Regions from separate parts of the Mus musculus genome. Here region 1 is linked to region 2. The links are chromatin contacts, found by Hi-C in ENCODE. All regions are on one chromosome and are shown on one strand. Each heading gives the region's core, a stretch centred on a gene start or an enhancer-like site at or near the end of the contact. The rest is flanking DNA. Distances are from core to core; before and after follow the strand shown. Region 1 overlaps Bach1 (BTB and CNC homology 1, basic leucine zipper transcription factor 1). Region 2 holds the start of Ltn1 (listerin E3 ubiquitin protein ligase 1).

Region 1 (5,591 bases), core at 2,265-4,764, 290 kb before region 2:
CAGAACTACAATGTTCACGCTTGAAGACCCAGTTATAAGCACAACTTTCAACTTTCACCCTTGATGAGCAAAGACACAAAACCGAGTATCTGAGGACTCACTCTACTGTCTCCGGCTGCTGCAGCCCTGTCACCTGGCCCTTATGTGACCTTCAGCTGGCCTACACGTACATCATTGTCCTCTCCCACAAATGTGGGCAAATTAATAATCTTGCAATGAGCTTATGCTTTGAAGCTGGAAGAGACAGGTCCAATAGGCAATCACTCCGTGCACTGAGGATGACACGGCGGCAGCGGAGGTTTCTACTCTAACCATATCACATCACATCAGACTTCTCCCTTGGCAGACAGAGCCTGGTTCATCTGCTTGGTCTTGGTACCAGAACAGGTAATTCAGGTCTGCAGTTCTACTCAACTGGAAAATAGCTCTTACAGGAATCAAACATCATAAAGTATTATATAATTACTTTAATCTTTATTCAACCACTAAGAATTAGAACAGCCATTAAATTGAAAACTCAAAAAAAAATCCAGAAATACTTCCCCACCCACACATTTTTAGTATATGCTAAAAATGTAGAATGCATACAAATCAAAAGAATTAATGGAGACCCTATTTTAGATCTTCTAATCTTCCTGAACATCTCCTAGTTTCTCTTAAATGGTATTTGAACTCTGAATCTTACCTTGGAACTTAAGTAACTCTTTATTCTACAAACAGAAAGGTCTGGGCTTTAGCAACCCGAGACAGCCACACACTTACCAGCTTCTCGATTTCCGACTCAAGGTTCTGGATACAGTCAAGTTTCCTCTTGCGACAGCGTTGCGCGGCGATTCTGTTCTTACTCCTTCTGCGGATGTCATGGATACAGTCGAGCTGCTCTGGGGTCAGTTTGTGCATTTTCAACAAGGATTGGAAATCATTTCGTGAGAGCGAAATTATCCGTTGGGCATTGAATGGCAGCTTCACCTAGAATGTGAAATACACATTATGAACATCAGTGAAGACATTAGTGGATAAAGATCAATGAAGACTGACTACGTCAGTGACACGGGAAGTCACCTGTTACATTTTTTTAGACACTTTAGCACATTACAAAAGACACAGACCTTAGGTTGGAGGAACAGTTCAGAAGTTCCTGGTGCTACAGCCCTGCAGGAGAGCTGAGTTCTGTGTCTAGACCCCGTGTTAAGCAGCTCACAACTGACTGTGACCTCAGCTCCAGGGATCCAACACCTCTGCTCTATGTGGGCACCAGCACACACGTGCACATACCCACACAAGGACACACATATGCACCTAAGTAAAACAAATCCTTAACAAATAGGTCTCTGCTCTTCAGTTTCTACATAATCCACCCCAATAAGACCTAACAGCCCACCTGACGCTCCGGGCCTGGGAGAGAGTTCAACAGTCACACACATCAGCAAACCAGACACACCAGCCAAACAGCACTGCATTCAAAAGGAAGTTACCTTACCAGTGTATGTTAGTACTTTACTAGTAGCTTAAAGAAGTTACTAATTAACAACTTCTTTAAGTTTCTGCCTAAAGAGTTTTTAACATGTGCTCCTTATTTCCCCAAATAAATTCCATTTTATTGAATATTAATTACCACACAAAGGCACTACACAATACTTGTTGGTATTAAGTGGGCTAATCATTTCTATAGCATGTTAAGAAATTTCCGTTCTGACAAAAATTTAATTTCATATGGCTTATTTAAAAAGCAATACATCTCACTTGCCAATGGAGAAACTATTAGAACAAAAAAGGAGGATTTTTTTCCTAGAGTATTTTTGGGTCGGTCTGTTTTGGTGGTTCCAGTAACTGAACCCTGGGGCCTTACACTCCATCTCCTTCCAGAAAAGGCAGCCTCCTCTGTCTTACGCTGTAAAATTGCTACAAAGCAAAGACAGTGGTGAAGAACGGGTCGTGGAAAAATAGGTCCTGATACAGGGATGGCAGGAAGCAGCGCCGATGCGATGAAAACCAGCATCGAGTTTTCAGGAAGATTAAAGTGCGTGCCACGTACGTAGCAAGGACTCCTACCCCCAGGTACCTCTGAGGTTTGAATTCAGACCTCAAAGTGGTGTTTGCCTTTCTACACGCACTGCGGCGCTCACATCCACAGCAGCCCAGGCAGAGACAGCCTGAGCCTGGCACGGCTGAGAGCGTGAAGGAGAGGTGGCGCATGCGCACTCTGTGGAACTCAGGTCAGCCTTACGGAAAAGGAAAGCTGCGGTCTGAAGAGCATTCCACCGGGCCAAAAAAATCAACCAAATTCCACGGGGTGAACCCTACATTATCTTACCCATTACAGGTGATAACTAAAACGGTCAAACCAACAGCGACAGAAGAGGGAGGTGGGGTGGGGCACGGGTGTTCTTAGAGTTTGAATTACAAAAGCAAGTTATAGAGATGCACCACGCGAATACAACGCCACTAATACAGTGCACTTAGGACACTAAAAAAAAAAAAAAAAAAAAAAAAAAAAAGGCAAGTAAAACACACATAAAAAGGACAAAGAGTATGGCTGAAAATTAGAGAAGCAAAGTGAGAATGGCCACTGTAAAAAGAAAACTGACTTGAAAACGAAAGAATCCTTATTTCTAAGACACGGATCCCTACTCTCTACTGAATCATCTTACAGGAAGCAAGCATTTGTACAAACCTCTACACACTGAATGCACAGAGCAAGCTTGCTGTGGTTAATATAAGTCAGTAGCCACAAGTAACTCATGCTAAATTATTAAGATATCTATTAAACAAATACTTAAAATGGCTAAAGAAAACCAAAACAATAAATAAAATCAATAGCTTTGAAAATTAATTCTGAGAAAGCTTTCCTGCACACCACAATCATGCAGCTATTCACAGCCAGCCACGGCTCACATATCAGACTGGGCTCAGGTTTGATAACCTGGGGGCTACAGGCACTACAGACTAAATGACAGTCTCCTTTAAAAGTTACCATTAACCACAGATGAAAAGCTTGCTGTCCCTTCTCCCTACTGGAACATGTGATTACAAGTTACTCAAGCCTATGTTGTGTTCTCCCCCATGATTAATACACACAGCAATGTGTGATGCATGCACACACTCCATCTCACCCAGCCGGAGCTTATCACATGGTCTCTCCCTTCCTCCCTCGCTCCCCCAACCCCCTGCATCTCCCATGAACGGGCTGTGTGAACAGTGAGCGCACACGTCCACTTACCTCACAGTCCTGCTCCCTGGCAGAACAGGACTCGCTGTCACCTTCCGTGTCCGTCTCAGAGTCATCTCCCAGGCTAATCACACAAGCATACGGGCAAGGCTCCTGCTGAGGCTCCGAGACATAATCGTAGTTTCCAATTTCCAAGTTGCTTGAGCAGCCTTCGGAACTCAGAGTACTGATAAAAGGGCAGTTGACGGAACTGAGAGTTGTGAAAGTCCGCTGGCCTGGCTCGGGGCTCTCACTGATCCTGATACCCAACCAGGGACACTCAGATCGCCTTTGCGAGTAGCCCTGTTCTGGGCCGTCTTTGGCCACAGTGGGCGACAACTGCATTTGGCAAGGCGAGTCCGTGCTGCAAATGTCACTCCAGAAGCCTTTGGCCAGGTGCTCTGCCACCTCTCGCTCCACACTACTCCGATCCTCAGATGCAAGGCTGCTGCTGTCTTCTTTAGGGCCCATGCTAGACTTCAGATATAAATCCTGATTTTCCGATGGCTTCTCGTCCTGGGCATCTGGCCTCGACAGAGGCTTTTCTGTCTTCACGGTTTTACTCTGCACCCCAGCAAAGGCCACGTCACCTGACTGCTCATATGTGTGTAAGGCTGACAAGGAGTAGAGCCCGTGAGGTCCTGCAGAATCCTGAGGCAAGGGTGTCCCTTGGGGCTGCTCTGCAGGGCACTGAGGGGAGGGATCCTGGCCCTCTGTGTCTTCACTCTCCATGGCTGCCTTCATTCCTTCACATTTTAAAATCACGTGTAAATCTGCACAGCCCTGCGCTCCCCCAAAACACTCAAGTTCAGAGGTCTCATTTGGCTGGACAGAGGCAGTGTGGACATCTCTGACACCGGATTCTAGAGTTCGGATCTTGTCAGTTCCAAACGCTTTCTGGAACTTTCTGTATTTGGGGCATAGAGATGGCAATGCCAGGGCTCCATCCTTGTCCGTGCACAGGGACTGGCACGCCTGACTGACACTGTCCTGGAGAGGGGGGGATGCTTTTACACTGCCCTGACACCTGCGGGAGTCACACTGAGGCGTCTGAACACGTTTCTTTTCCAAGAATTCATCTGCTTCATCGATTTCGAGATCTTTCTGTTCTGAAAATGAAAATTTAAAATCTGCTTTCTGACAGTGTGAGGAGAAGCATTTTTTTCTTGCGCATTCCTGCTGCTCTGAAGTGGAGTCCAAAAACTTAAACTTGAGAAACTGGAAGCAGGATTCCTCGATATTGTGTACGCTTAGAAACTCCACACACCTGCACACTTCGTCAACATTGTCTTTACTTAAAATGAGTTTGGCAGTGTAGGCAAACTGAATTAAAGGTTCAAATCCTTTAACCGTTACCTGTTAATACACAAGATAAAAATCAACACACGGCTCAGCAGCTGTCTGGTCGGGGAGACAGAAGAGCAACAAGGAAAGGGCAAACTGATCTGAGATCACCAAACGATAGGCACTTTAATTCTGTTAGAAGAGATAGCCCTCTAGGACATCGAACGACCTTTTCACAGGGGTCACATATCAGATATCCTGCCTATCAGACACTTACAATTCATAAAAGTAGCAAGATTACATACAGTTATGAAGTAGCAACAAAAACAGTTTCATGGTTGGGGTCACCACAGCGGGAGGAACTGTATTAAAGGGTCACAGCATCAGGAAGGCTGAGAGCCGCTCACTGCTCTAGGAAATGCAAAACTAAGGGGCACCAGGTTAAGCAGAGTACAAGCCCTACTCAACAGGACTAAGCCTCCAACCTTGTAATATTCCATCCATACATGTTACTCCTTAAGACACTACCATGATTCCTCCGTGTCGAAACAATTCATCTTGTGAACAAGAATGAACTGTAGAGGAGAACTTTTAAGAATTAAAAGAGCTGCTGGAGAGACAGCTCAGAGATCACAGGCACTAGCAGCTCTTAACGTCTGAGTTTGATTCCAGCCCCCACATAGAAAGACTCACTAGGGCTCTAACTCCTCCTCTGGGAGACTGGCTGCCTGCGCTGGCACCTGCATGCCCATCATACAGACAGACACACGTATGCACATAAACATATAGCTAAAAAAATAATAAAAATAAAACAAATCTTTAAAAAAAAAAGGAAGTACTGTCTTATGCCAAATATATCCAATAGTAACTTTTTTAATGATCCAGAGTGCTAAGGTTCTAGAACTCCCTCTCCAGGCCCCGAGCAGCAGAACCCTTGCTATGCAGATATCTGTGCCTTTATACTGAGTCGGCATGTACCAAGCTGGGGTGGAAAGAGCCTGAAAACAACAGAAACACTCACCCTCACAGTTAAATATGTAAATTACTCTAGAACTTTTTTGAGTTACTATCAAACTGCCCCAAAATACTAAGACTTGCT
Region 2 (5,677 bases), core at 2,962-5,461:
ATGCCTTTGACTATGTCAACATAGAAGCTTTGCCCTCCCCCGCCAGGCAAAGCACAGCCCAGCCAGAGGATCTCGCTTTCACGAGGCTCTGGATCTACAGCCATCACATCTACAACAAGTGCAAAAGAAGAAACATCCTAGAGTGGGCAAAGGAATTGTCCCTGACTGGGTTTAGCATGCCTGGGAAACCTGGTGTTGTTTGTGTGGAAGGCCCGCAAAGTGCTTGTGAGGAATTCTGGTCAAGGTGAGGTTTCACCTGTATTACATAGCACATCAGTAGTTGTAATTTGAAAGATGATACAAGAGACGTAGACATAAGTATGTTCCAGAGGGATGTCTTGATGAGGATTCAGTCTCAAGTGTGTGGTAAGGTAGAAGACACACATAGCATTACCTATTCCTTCCCTAGCACAGGGCACACCTATAAATGTATGAAGAATGAATTGAGCCCCTCCCCCCATGTGGGTCAAATATGGTGTCCTGCGTCCGGCCCAGGGCTCTGGCTGCTGGATGAGGCTGATGCGGGGAGTTTGGCAGCGCGCACCCCCATGGTAGGCGAAGGCTGTGAGACGCCCCAGGACCCCGCTTCGGGGGTGGGGAAGGCGCAATCTGAAGTCCACACAGAATCTCCGGGCCTGTACAGAGGCTGGGGAAGAAAGGTTCTCACTCTCAGACATCCCAGATGCCACTGTATGCCATGGAAGAGCTGAGAACAAAGTGGGAGCCCGTGGGTGGACTGTGACCTGGGGTCTAAGGGAAAAAAGGACGGGAGGAGAGAGCTCTGGCAGATTCTCACAGGGACGAGAGTCCTTGTCTTGTGCAGCGGCTCTTGGGTTGGTGGAAGCCGTGGTGGAGAATGCAGGGAGGTCTCCCGGGCGGGAGGTTAGATGCTGGCCCTTTAGTGGAAGACCTGCTCCATTGCTCCAGCACAGTGAGTCCCGATGGGAAGAGGCAGTCCATGGTTTTAAGGCGTTTATTGTAGAAAGGCAGAGAGAGGGAACGAGTAGGGAAGTAGAGGCTGGCCATGGCCATGTGGAGAGAAGGGGGAAGGGGATAGGGAGAGAGGGGACAAGTGGGAAGCAGGAGTAAGAGAAAGAGAGTCAGAGAGGGAGGAGGGGGCAAGCAGCCCCTTTTATAGTGGGCGGGGCCTACCTAGCTGTTGCCAGGTAACTGTGGAGCTGGAGTCCACACAGAATACCAGGAACTTGGGGCATTGCCTACATGACTGATGGCCACATACCTCTCTGCAGGGGAGGGGAGGTTGGGAGTCTGTGGCTGCAACAGGAGCCAGTGGCCAAACACCTGTTGTCCCTGGGGTCACCCGGGTTCAAGGCCTGTGCTCAGCAGGGGACCAGGCTGTCTGTGCACAGCTCACCATCCCACACCCTCCAAGCTGTCTTGGACCTGCCAGTTTTCGTGAATCTGCCCTTCCCTTATCTAATGACTATGATCAACTTTCGACTTGTGGAAATGGAGATTACTTGTGAGCATTAGCAAAGCCAGCAATCTTACTTCTCTCCTCAGTTTCTGAGACGTTCCTTAACTAGTTCAAGGGTCAGCAGTTTGTACAGTTATAAAATATTGGCAGCAGTCGCTGAGTTTGTAGCTTACTGGAAGAGTGCTTGCCTGGCATGCACAAGGCGTTGGGTTCTGTCCTCAGTACCACGTATACCAGGCAGGGAGGTACACCAGTAATCTTGGCCCTTTGAAGGCAGAAAGGATAAGATCCAGAGTTCAGTGCCACCTTTGGCTACAAGCCAAGACAGAAGCCAGCCTGAGATTCACGTGACACTCTCCCCAAAATAAATGATTATTAAAATCAAAAGTCCCATTCTAATGGAAGATAGTAATGGTGACCATCAGTGCGTGTTCAGGTGTAATGAGAACCATTTGAGGAAAGTAAGCCCCTGTGAGAGTATCTCCGTGCTTACAGGAACACACACTGGCAAGTAATCCTTTGTTGTTTGGTTTTTGAGACAGGATATCACTATATAGCCTTGGCCGGTGTAGAACACTTTATGCAGACCAGGCTGGTCTCCAATTCACAGAGATCTGAATTCTGCCTCCCATGTCCTGGGGTTAATGCGTGTGCCCTCACTACCAACTCTGATAAGTCTGTCTTACAGATTCTAGCTCACTTCTGTACAAAATATGTTTTGAAATTTTCTACTCTGAAAAACTATGTTTCAGACTCAGAAAACTAAACTGGAAGAGGATTTTAATTCGTCATCGAGAAGACATTCCTCTTGACGGTACAGCCGGCGGAATGGAAGGACAGCGGAAATTTCCCATTCTTGAAGAAAAGGCCTTCAGTGTCCACGGAGCCAGAGGAAACCACATGGACTTTGGCCAGCTGTATCAGTTCTTAAATGCCAGGGGATGTGGGGATGTTTTCCAGATGTTCTTTGGTGTAGAAGGACAGTGACTGAGCAGAGGGGAAGTCAGACCTGTTGGCTCACTGTTCCTCTGTTGATCATTTCTTCCTGTTTTTCCTTGAAATTCAATTTCAGCTCCATTCTAGGATGTACTAGGGTTGGGGTCACAAGAAGAAAATTAATATGGCTGAAATGTATCAGTTAAAACTTGCCATGCCTGAGAGAAAAACTGGGTTTCGACTTGTAAGCTTTAAATTACTAAGTGAGAAGGGTGGAGAAATGACTCAGAAGTTAAGAGCATATGCTGCTAGTGCCAAGGACCTAAGTTCAGTTCCCAGCACCCCTGGCAGGGAGCTCATAACTACCTATATGTCTTTACTTCAGGGCATTTGATGTACTCTGTCCTCCAAGGGTGCATGCATGAACATAAACATGTAAATATATTTGGGGTATCAGATCCCCTGGAGCTGGAGTTACAGGAGGTTGTGAGGTACCCGGTGTGGGTGCTGGGAGCCAAACTTGGGTCCTCTGCAAGAGCAGTGCACCCTTTTAACCTCTGAGCCATCTCTACAGCTTGGTGGAAATTTCTTGACGTGAGCTGGATCTGAAGGCACATGCTTATAATCCCAGCACTTGGGAAGTAGAGGCAGGAGGATGGGAAGTTGAAGGCCAGCTGGGCTACACGAGGCTCTGTCTCATGAAACTTGAAAGACAAATTATATGTGAAGGTAATTTTGATGGTTCGACTTGCTAGGGATTTCCCACACTCTTCTGCCTTCACTAGGAACCTGGAAAAGCTGCCTGTTCACCCTCCTGGCCTCTCTTGCAGCTGCATTGGGCTGTAGGTTACAGTGCAGGATTTCTGGGGATGAATTTGCCTCTCTTCTCTTTCTGCCATGGCCCCTGAAGTGATGGCAAGAGAAAGGGCCAAGCTATCTCAGAGATGTCATTGTACAAGACACCTTGCCACATGCGGACCCAATGTTAATCCCAGCCTGTCTCCAGACCTTTGAAATAAAATGAAATTTTAAACAATCTGTGCTTGTTATCAGTAGTCAGAAGTTTGAAACTACCCTGTCTTTTAAAGTACAAACAGTATAAAGCCTTCCTCATTGGTGTTTGTGGTTCATTTCAAATTGCATGTGTTTAGATTTGGCCCCTATCTGGCCTTGCATCGCTGAAGACTGGGGCATGAGTAGAGCTCAAATGGTTTCTTGTTGTTTCTTTAAGACAGTGTCTCATGCCTATGTGACCTGATGATTCTTTTTTCTTTTTATTTCCTATTTCGAGATAGATTTTCATATATCCCAGGCTGCCCTTGAACTTTAAGTGTGCAAAGCTGACCTTAAATTTGTGATTCTCCTCTTCTCTGTGTCTTCAGTGCTGGTATTGGGAGGGTGTGCCAGCAGACCTGGTTTGCTCAATGTAGGGAATCAAACTCAGCCTTCAGGAATGCCAGGAAAGCACTCTACCAAGTTAGTCGCCCCAACTCCTCTGCTTTTATTATTTCATTTTATTTTTAAAGATTTATTTTATTTATATGAGTACACTGTAGCTTTCTTCAGACACACCAGAAAAGGGCGTCAGATCCCATTGCAGATGGTTGTGAGCTACCATGTGGTTGCTGGGAATCGAACTCAGGACCTCTGGAAGAGCAAATTCCTACACACTAGGAAGGAAATCTCTCCACTACAAATATCTCGGACAGGTTTGGCGCCACGGGCTCAACGCTGGTTTCTTATTGGTCAGCAGTGACGCCACTCAGGCAGGCGTGGCCTTCTTTGTTACGTTTCAGGCAGCGGATGGTCAGAGTCCTGACAGGGAGGCGGGAGCGGAAGTAGGAAGCCGAAAGGCTGGGAGGGCGAGGGGGAAGTGGCTACAGTGAATCCCCTTCCGGCGCGAGGGACCGGAAGTTGTGGCCCGCCCGTGTCAACTTCGGCTCTGCAGACTGAGAGCCGGGCTGCCACCGCCACCATGGGCGGGAAGAACAAGCAGCGGACTAAGGGGAACCTCAGGGTGAGTCCTGTGGTGATGGTAGCCCCGCGGCCTGCGGCCCGGGTGTCCAGAGGGCCGTGAGGGAAGAGTGTGACCTCCCGGTGTGTGCGTCCCCGCGGGTGGACAAGTCGAGGAGTTGGGACCCAAACGACGTTTCACGCCGGATCTGGGAAACGGAGCGCGCCCAGGGAGGGAGGTGTCATCGGGAAACGGTGACAGTGAGCACCCGGGCGGCCCTCGTGGGTGGCCGAGCTTGTGTAGGAGCTGTGGGAGGGAAGAAGCAAGCGTGGGCTTCACTCGCTCAGTCCCTCCTTGCCAAGGCCCGAGCCCGTCGGTGGTATGCCCGGTGTCAGGTCGGTGTCACCCGTTGGGTCTCTGGTCTCAAGCTTACCTCGCTTTTCCTGCTTCACTCTGGCCACCCTGAACTTGCCACGAACTTGGCTGGCCTGGCAGGCTTCGGATGGCCATATGTTAGGTGGCTCTAGATACCTTAATGCATCCTGTATAGCCCTGGCTGTCCTGGAACTCATTCTGTAGACCAGGCTGGCCTGGAACTCAGAAATTCTCCTGCCTCTGCCTCCCAAGTGCTGGGATTAAAAGCGTGTGCCACCACCACCTGGCGCTTTGAAAGTATCTTAAAGGCAGGTGTTTCTCTGCAGCCTTTATCCTGATGGATCACACACACATACACACACACACACACACACACACACACACACACAGTTCGCTTTTATAGACCTGTTCCACCATTTTTTTTTTAGATTTATTTATTTATTATATGTGAGTACACTGTAGCTGTCTTCAGACACCCCGGAAGAGGGAGTTAAATTTTGTTACAGATGGTTGTGAGCCATCATGTGGTTGCTGAGATTTGAACTCTGGACCTTTGGAAGAACAGTCAGTGCTCTTAACCACTGAGCCATCCTTCCAGTCCCTCATCTCTTAATTTATAAATTTTGCTGACCCTTAGGAGAGTTGATCTCAGTATTTAACACCCAAGTTCTCTACCTTATGTATTCTAAAAACAGTGTCATTCTTCATATAACATGTGAAACTTTAACCATGGTGGAGTACACAAATATAACATGTAGACTTACAATTTGTATTTCTACTAACTTTTATAGATTTAATTCTGTTTTTATTTTATTTTGATTTTGGTTTATCAAGGCAGTTTCTCTTTGTAGCTCACCTGTCCTGGAAGTCGTTCACAGATGTGCCTGCCTCTGTCTCTACAGTGCTGGGATTAAAGGCATGCACCACCAGGACTGACTTAAAGTTGTTTTTAGATAATAACATTTTCAAAGCAT

What was found. Hi-C counts contacts between places; a loop is a spot of excess contacts on that map.
Region 1: a map of T-helper 1 cell shows a loop between it and region 2 (2.7-fold over the local background). The contact joins the enhancer-like site here to the promoter of Ltn1 in region 2. A Hi-C loop is called at or near these places in 1 of 37 maps with a recorded cell type or tissue (T-helper 1 cell).

Annotation. Positions count from the first base shown.
Region 1 is chr16:87,717,780-87,723,370 of GRCm38, reverse strand. It overlaps Bach1 (BTB and CNC homology 1, basic leucine zipper transcription factor 1), which reads right to left. Exons shown (of 5, transcript NM_007520.2): 3 at 3,221-4,564; 4 at 763-969. Among named protein-coding and RNA genes, the nearest start is that of Gm32925, 18 kb to the left of the region's middle. Within about 2 kb of position 3,514, at least 1 of the 3 ENCODE cell types and tissues checked has a DNase peak (open chromatin) inside an H3K27ac peak, as active enhancers do.
Region 2 is chr16:87,431,140-87,436,816 of GRCm38, reverse strand. Ltn1 (listerin E3 ubiquitin protein ligase 1) reads left to right here and starts at 4,211. Exons shown (of 30, transcript NM_001081068.1): 1 at 4,211-4,391. The coding sequence starts at 4,350. It overlaps Rwdd2b (RWD domain containing 2B), which reads left to right. Exons shown (of 5, transcript NM_016924.2): 4 at 1-244; 5 at 2,191-3,486. The coding sequence ends at 2,425.